Linked DNA regions of Homo sapiens: regions 2 and 3 are each linked to region 1. Evidence: chromatin loops called from intact Hi-C (ENCODE). Cell type or tissue: heart right ventricle. All regions are shown on one strand.

Evidence for each region. A loop is a pair of places that touch in the nucleus more often than their neighbours do. Peaks named below come from ENCODE experiments on the same cell type or tissue, not always from the same donor. Only the 100,000 strongest peaks of a DNase experiment are listed, where the experiment ranks them.
Region 2: a loop joins it to region 1, with 2.1 times the contacts of the local background. A loop is called at or near these places in 17 of 110 quality-filtered maps.
Region 3: it touches region 1 in a loop (1.9-fold over the local background); 4 of 110 quality-filtered maps call a loop at or near these places.

The regions. Positions count from the first base shown.
Region 1 is chr4:143,398,036-143,400,535 of GRCh38, forward strand. All of the region lies in intron 1 of GAB1 (GRB2 associated binding protein 1), which reads left to right. Among named protein-coding and RNA genes, the nearest start is that of MIR3139, 56 kb to the left of the region's middle. In heart right ventricle, CTCF peaks have their summits at 1,522 (motif pointing right) and 1,724; no DNase peak of the experiment used is centred here; H3K27ac peaks cover 1,456 bases.
Region 2 is chr4:143,353,768-143,356,267 of GRCh38, forward strand. The region is part of intron 1 of GAB1 (GRB2 associated binding protein 1); the gene reads left to right. Among named protein-coding and RNA genes, the nearest start is that of MIR3139, 12 kb to the left of the region's middle. In heart right ventricle, no CTCF peak of the experiment used is centred here; no DNase peak of the experiment used is centred here.
Region 3 is chr4:143,284,007-143,286,506 of GRCh38, forward strand. No RefSeq gene overlaps it. Among named protein-coding and RNA genes, the nearest start is that of GAB1, 52 kb to the right of the region's middle. In heart right ventricle, no CTCF peak of the experiment used is centred here; no DNase peak of the experiment used is centred here; H3K27ac peaks cover 1,666 bases.

The sequences.
Region 1 (2,500 bases):
ATTCAAGTCCTGGGTTCCTATATCCTGAGCATTTGCTTATTAAAATAAACCTTTGAATACTTCATCTACTCTGATTCAGACTACTCTCTTTCCTCCATGAAAAAGCTGGTGAGGGTGTTATAAGCTGATACTATATACATGTAAGATGTAGTCATGAATCATTGGAAGCTCACTGCTTTTAGAACCTGCCAAAATTACCATACTAATGCACTTCTATGAAGGGTGTTAAAATGGTAATTAAGCAAATAAACTCTGCTTATTTTAGTACCTTTATTCATTTCAGAATATTTTTTGTATGGATCTCTCATTTGATTTTTACACAGTTTTTAGAAGCAGAATTTCTGCTGTTGCAGGGGGAAGTTTTATATGTTCAAGTACTTAAATATGAGAGAAAATCTAGAATTGCCTCTACAAATCATTTTGTTTGTAATAATCATGAGTTACACATTCTGTTTGCTCTAGAAATCAAGAAACAGAATAGTGGATCATTTAAGGCCAGAAACTATATCCACTACTTGTATCTCCCTTTTGGGATGGTTTTCTGATGTTTTTTTCAGTGTGTGTCATTTGTATAACCCTGGCCGGCTGTCTTGAAAATATATGTCACTAATCATGGTAGGGGGTAGGTGGGTGAGGGGGTCATCTGATTGGTTGTTTACATAAATTAGTTGTAGTGTCTGTTATCTTCATATTTAAATAACTGTATATGTTAGTATAAAACTCCAGTATAAAATGGGCAGCTGGCCAGGTGCTATGGCTCACATCTGTAATCCCAGCACTTTGGGAAGCTGAGGCAGGAGGATCGTTTGAGCTCAGGAGTTCGAGACCAACCTAGGCAACATGAGGAAACCTCATCTTTACAAGAAAAAAAAAGTAAGTAAGTAAAATGGGCAGTTGGTTTAGAAGAGAGACAGACAAAACCCATACCCTTTCTAGATAGAAAGATCCCCATCTAGATGAGTGTGCTTTCTGATAGGAGTCACACAGCCATACCTGCCATCACTGAACCATTGTGTCTTTTACTTTACCTGTTCTTTGATTTTGAAATACTGTGGAAATGATTTCTCAGATTTTCAGAGTTGTCTTTATGGAAATGATTTTGTTTTAGTTATTCACGTCTAGGACATCTGAAAACCAAAAGTAAAGTGGCCAGACCATGTCAGTCTAGAAACTAGCAGCCAGTAAATTGTCTTCTTAAATATTAAGAAAGCAATATACTACCTAGATGCAATCAAAGATGTCAGCTTTTCCTTAAAAGGCAATGATCAAAAGTCCAAAGGTGCACAAGGAAATAGTTAAACCTACCTAAGTTGAAACAAAAGTTTTGGCTTTAGGACAAAAGGGTTTAATAGGAATTCACAAGTAACCTTTCTATTTTTGAGTGACTGATTTGCAGTTCAAACTACAGGTAACCTCTTTGTGCTTTGTGTTTTATATTGTTGTTGTGTTTTTGTTTGTTTTCCCACGTGTTGGCAGTGCTTGCCTTTTTTGAAATTTTCCCTGCTCATAAACACTCCACTAGGGGGCAGACAAAAGAATAGAGAAGAAAAGAAACCCATATCAATACACTGCATCCAGTATACATTTACATGACATGTTTGCTGCTCCTTCTCTATACTGTGGCGGAAGTCTTTCTGTTCATTCATCCTTCTTATAAGGGCACTCAAAGTGATTTTTAGCAGTCTTATTTTTACATTTAAAATATAAACATATTTCCACAAGTTAAATGGTAATTTTAAAATTCATTGTCATAGTAATTTTTTATGGTTTTTCTGGTATGTCTACCAGTGAACCACTTAATAACGAACACTTAGTTGTGTATTGATGACTGTAATGATGATCCCTATAGGGTTTATCTTACGTGGAGCATTTGTTTACCCATCCACACTAAATTGAGTCTTGCTCTTTTTTTTTTTTTTTTCGAGATAGGGTCTCACCTGTCACCCAGGCTGGAGTGCAGTGGCGCAATCTTGGCTCACTGCAACCTCCGTCTCCTGGGTGTTCAAGTGATTCTCATGCCTCAGTCTCCCCAGTAACTTGGATTACGGGTGTGCACCACCATGCCTGGCTCATTGTTTTGTATTTTTAGTAGAGACAGGGTTTCACCATGTTGGCCAGACTGGTCTTGATCTCCTGATCTCAAATGATCCATCCTTCATGGCCTCCCAAAGTGCTGGGACTACAGGCGTGAGCCACTGTGCCTGGCCTGAGTCTCTACTTTTTGTCAGGCACATGTCCAAGTTTTGAGAACAGAGCAGCAAAGAGAAAGAGCCTGGATGGTAGAGTGTGAAAAGGGGGGTGGTTATGGCTGCCTCCTAAGCCATTTGGTGAAAAGACTAGGCTGTGAAAGGAAACGGAAGAAATTCTTGATGGCTAATGCTGGGTGGTTTTTATTTCTAATTATTCCTTATAACAGCTCATAATGATTAGAATGCCATATGGAGCTGGAGTTGGGGCTTCACTTGTGAGAGAATAAGCTCCCCTTCTTAATCTATGCCAT
Region 2 (2,500 bases), 44 kb before region 1:
TCTCTGTATTAAAGTATTGACTTTTCCACATACATGCTCTAGAAACCCAGGTTGTACTTTAGAACTTTTCACCACTATAGTATATTAACTAGCTTGCTAATCCTTTTTACTGTCTTTCATGTTCTCTCCCTGCCATCTGCTCACAAGATTTTATAGAATCTTCATATCTGCTTTGTAAGTGTTGAGGATCATTATTGTTATTGTACGAAGTGTCTACCACACCCTCTCATTGCACTGAGAGTCCGAGTAAGTTTAGTTAGTAGATCACTTTGCTCTGAAGTGAATAGAAGGGTTGTTGCTGTATGCTGGTGGAGACCCAAAACCAGCTTCTTCCATTTACTCAATCAAGGAAGGCTAGACTCCTGTGACTTGTACCCTGCACTTTGAAGACTGGGCTCAGGACTTGCTCTCTTCATTTCAGGTGACCTTATTTTCTTGCTTTCTTTTGTTTTTAAAATCGTACACTTGGTATATATCTTGGTGTATCTCCTTTTTATGAGCCTCTGAGTATTCCTAACTTTTTTTCAGATTTTTTTTTCTTCCTTGTTATTTATTCTAACTCATATACTGTTTAACATAGTGATGGGTGTTTCCAATGAATATTTATATTTTCTGAAAACAAGTGTAAATGCTCTTAGAGAGAAGCATAACATTAAATAGCTATCCAAATGCAACATTGAGAAATCACTTATAAATTTTCAGTGGGGGTATTTTAACTTACAGTTTTCCATTTTGAGTTTAAAGTATAGAGAAAAAAAGGGTTACAAAATATTAGGTAAGCAGATTTATTGCCCTTTGCCTAAGTTACTAAAGGGAAGTGTTTCTTTTAAAAAAAACTTAGTGTAGAAGATTTATCATTAAACTATAATATACATATTTGACCTTGTAATATTTTTGTTTACTTATATTTGAATAGAAAATGTGCATAGATTCACTTAAAATGTGTAGTACATTGTTATTCATTATTTCTTTGTTTTAAGTTATAATTTTTAATACTCAGAGATTTCCAAATCTTTAATATCTACCTGCTTATGCCAGTGATTCTTAAATAACTAAAAAATACTCTTTTATAGTAGCTTTTATGCACAATACATTTTTTAGCAAATGTGCTTTGCCCCAAGTTGGAGAATTAGTTATATGTTGAGAAGCCCATGCTTTTACTAAGTGAAATTGAAACATAGATACTGAAATATTTTTCATCCTTCAACTAAGTTCTAGCATTGAAAACATCTGTTTGTTTTCAAACAGGATCTGTTGTTTTTCTAAACCATGTACTTCCAAAGCAGAACAGATTTTCTTCGAGATTTTTATTGAAATACCTCAAGGAGAAGAAAATGACTCAAAGAGGATAAAGGCTAATTTTTCTTAATGAAAGAAGAAAAACATTTTTTACTCTTTCTATTCTTAATTTAGGCCTAGGAAATACCCTGAGTCCAAGGCCAGCTGGTTTCAGCATGCAGAGATAAGACTAGAACACAGCTTCCTGATGCCCAGACCAGAGCTGTTCTCATTACCATTTCTATATCCACCTCCATCTTTAGTGGGTTGCTGTGATTTCCAGCATTCAAACCCTTGCACATTTCCAGAGCCTTTTAGCTGTCTCGTGGAGCAGTTCATCCCAATTGCTGCCTTTTTAATTTTTATTTTCAATTGTGTTTAAAACAAAACAACAACAACAACAACACATAACATAAACTTGACCATCTTAATCATTTTTAAGTGCACGGCACAGTAGGTTAAGTATTCAGATTGTTGTGCCAGCCCAATCTCTCCTGCTTCACCGTTCAATCTCAGTAGCATTGGAAACAACAGAAGGGTCTTTATGCAAATACCTTTCAGGAAGGCGTGCGCCTCACCTGTGTTTGCTCCTTCACAGTAGTAGGAAGTTAATTATGTGGGATTTGCTCACCTGATCCACACAGCTGATCCTACTGTAGTGCACATTTGGAAATCCCACACCCCTTTCTTCCCCTGAGGAAAAAATTCTTTCCTCATCCTAGATTCAGTGCTCTGTTTAATCTTGAGCATATGAGAATGAGTCACCATGGGTAAGAGTGTAATCTCATTTATACCTTTCTTCCAACCCTCCTTTAATTTTTTAAGTTTATGATACTGGATCCTGCTTTCCTACATAAGGGCTGGTGATTTGGAGACTAATTTTGGGAGTGCGAGGTGTTGAGATTTTTTTTGGGAACCAGTGCTTTCTGTTCTGCTGAACATGAAGCTGCATGGCCTAAGTTCTGAAATTCAGGCTATGTATGGAATGTCTGTGTGGATGAAGAAACAAGCCAATGCCTTTTTTTGGGTCGGGGCCGGGGGGAGACTGGGAGAAAGATGAATGAAAATGTTAAGATAGTCTGATTTTGTGGGGGAAATATTCAAATTTTGAGAATTTGTGCAAATCAAAGACAAGCAGTTAGTTGCTTTGTGATTTTATTTTACCCACAAAAGAAATACTTGATATTGTGCTGAAGATGTTGTTGAATAGGTATATTAACTC
Region 3 (2,500 bases), 110 kb before region 1:
ACCAAAGACTCTTGTCCCACCAGCTCTGATGAAAACAGCAAACTGGCCGGGCTCGGTGGCTCACGCCTGTAATCCCAGCACTTTGGGAGGCCAAGGCAGGTGGATCACCTGAGGTCAGAGTTCAAGACCAGCCTGGCCAACATGGTAAAACCCCGTCTCTACTAAAAGTACAAAAATTAGCCGAGGGTGGTGGTGGGCGCCTGTAATCCCAGCTACTCAGGAGGCTGAGGCAGGAGAATTGCTTGAACCCGAGAGGCAGAGGTTGCAGTGAGCCAAGATGGCGCCACTGCACTCCAGCCTAGGCGACAGAGAGAGACTCCATCTCAAAAAAAAAAAAAAGAAGGAAACTGGGAACACAGCAACTCCCAGGTATAAATTACAATGTGAACCTGAAAAGGTTCTCCCTCGAGCAATGTAAGAAAGTTCAGAAAAAACATGTTTTGAATGTTAATTCATCTGTTCCTGTGGAAAAGTATACATACACCTGGATTCGTATTAAGTGCGTATATGTGGACTGTAGCAGGAGACTACAGAAATACATTTGGATGGAAACAAACCCTTGTGGCCAGGCACTGTGGCTCACACCTGTAATCCCAGCACTTTGGGGAAGCTGAGGAAGGAGAATCACTTGAGCCCAGGAGTTCGAGACCAGCCTGTGCCAAATAGTGAGACCCTGTCTCTAAAAAAAAAAAAAAAAAGAATATACAATAACATGTTCTCACTGCAAATGTAGGTGACTCAGAAATTTGGTACATGTAATTAATAAAAATAGTTTTTATTATTTTGTTTTCATTTGTTAAGAGAGGACAGAATAATAGGCATTTTACTAATATTATTTTTCTTAATTCCCATAATAACCATAAATGGGAGATTCTACTGTCCTCATTTTCCACATGAAGGAGATGAAGCTTACAAAAGAGATTTGCCCCCAGCCAATCTAGCAGCTTGTTAATAGCGGGTGGGGTCAGATTTTTAACCTGAGTCTGTTTGATTTCAAAATCTCTATGTTCTTCTCTATACCATGGGTTGACAAACTACAGTCCACATGTCAAGTCCACCATGCCACCTCACAGTCTGCAAGCTAAGAATGTCTTTTACATTTTCAAATGGTTGAAAAAAAGTCAAAAGAAGGATATTATTTTGTGACATGTGAAAATTACATGAAATTCAAATGTCAGTGTTCATAAAGGAAGTTTCATTGGAGCACAGCCACACCCGTTCATACTATCAATGGTTGTTTCATACTACAATGGCAGTTGAGTAATTGCTACAGAGACCATCTCTCCCACAAGCCTAAAATATTTACTGTTTAGCCTTTTTAAGCTAAAGCTTGCCAACCTCTGTTTTGCACTACCTTGTCTCTTAATTTGGTAGTGGAAATTTTAAAAGTATCATTTAAAAAAATAATAATCCCAGTTTTACTACGCTTTCTCTTGAAAGCATATTAGTATTAGATATATATTAGATATAGCTAACACTGAAGTGCATCTCTTTTTTTTTCAAATAACACTTTAAGTTCTAGGGTACATGTGCACAATGTGCAGGTTTGTTACATATGTATACATGTACCATGTTGGTGTACTGCACCCATTAACTCATCATTTACATTAGGTATATCCCCTAATGCTATCCCTCCCCTCTTCCCCCACCCCATACAGAACATCTCTTTATGATGCTCTTGCAAAAGCTAAATCTCCCTGCTTTTTGCACCTCCAACCTGCAAGAAAAATTTCATTCCTACCTCAATGTTCTACCAATCAGATCAAGTTACATTTGTCTCTAACTTAATTGCAGTTCTCCATTTAACCTACGTGGAAGAGAAAAATCTGAACAGGAACACAGACATAAGTGCTGAAGTGCTGGTTTCTTGACAAGTCATGGATTTCTGCCATGGCTGATTATAGGAACCATAAGAAGCCAAGAAGGAGATCACATTTAAGTAGCAGCAAAAGAATACTTTTTCAAGCTATATAATTCTATGTATAGAGAATAACAAAATTATGGCAAACACCACCACACCACACTGCAAACAAAATAAATAAGCTATTGTAAAACTGTGGCTAAATATCTAGTTTCTAACATCTACTTCCAATGGATTTCTGCTGCCTGCATTTCTTTTGACAGCCAGTCTGCTGACCTGGCATCCAAGACATCATTATGTAAAATGTTCTGGGAATCCAACAGTCAGTTCTCAGCATCTTAGGTCTAGCCTCCAAGCATTATTTATAATGCTAATGTCAGCACCATGACCCAATTGTATTCCCATAATCCCCTTCCAAGAGTGGAAGAAAGAAAACTCCCAAGAAATATCTATCCCTGGGACGTCAAAGGTAAGGCTGAGAGCAATGTTGCAGTCTCCTGTTTCTGTAGCTCTTGCTTTCTGACTCTCAGAGCAGCTTCTTTGGCTATTTCTCTAGGGCTTTCCAGCTTACACTGTTTTTTCTTATAACTTTTTGCCATCCGCTAAAGGAATTCATTGAACTAATGTGAAATATTATTA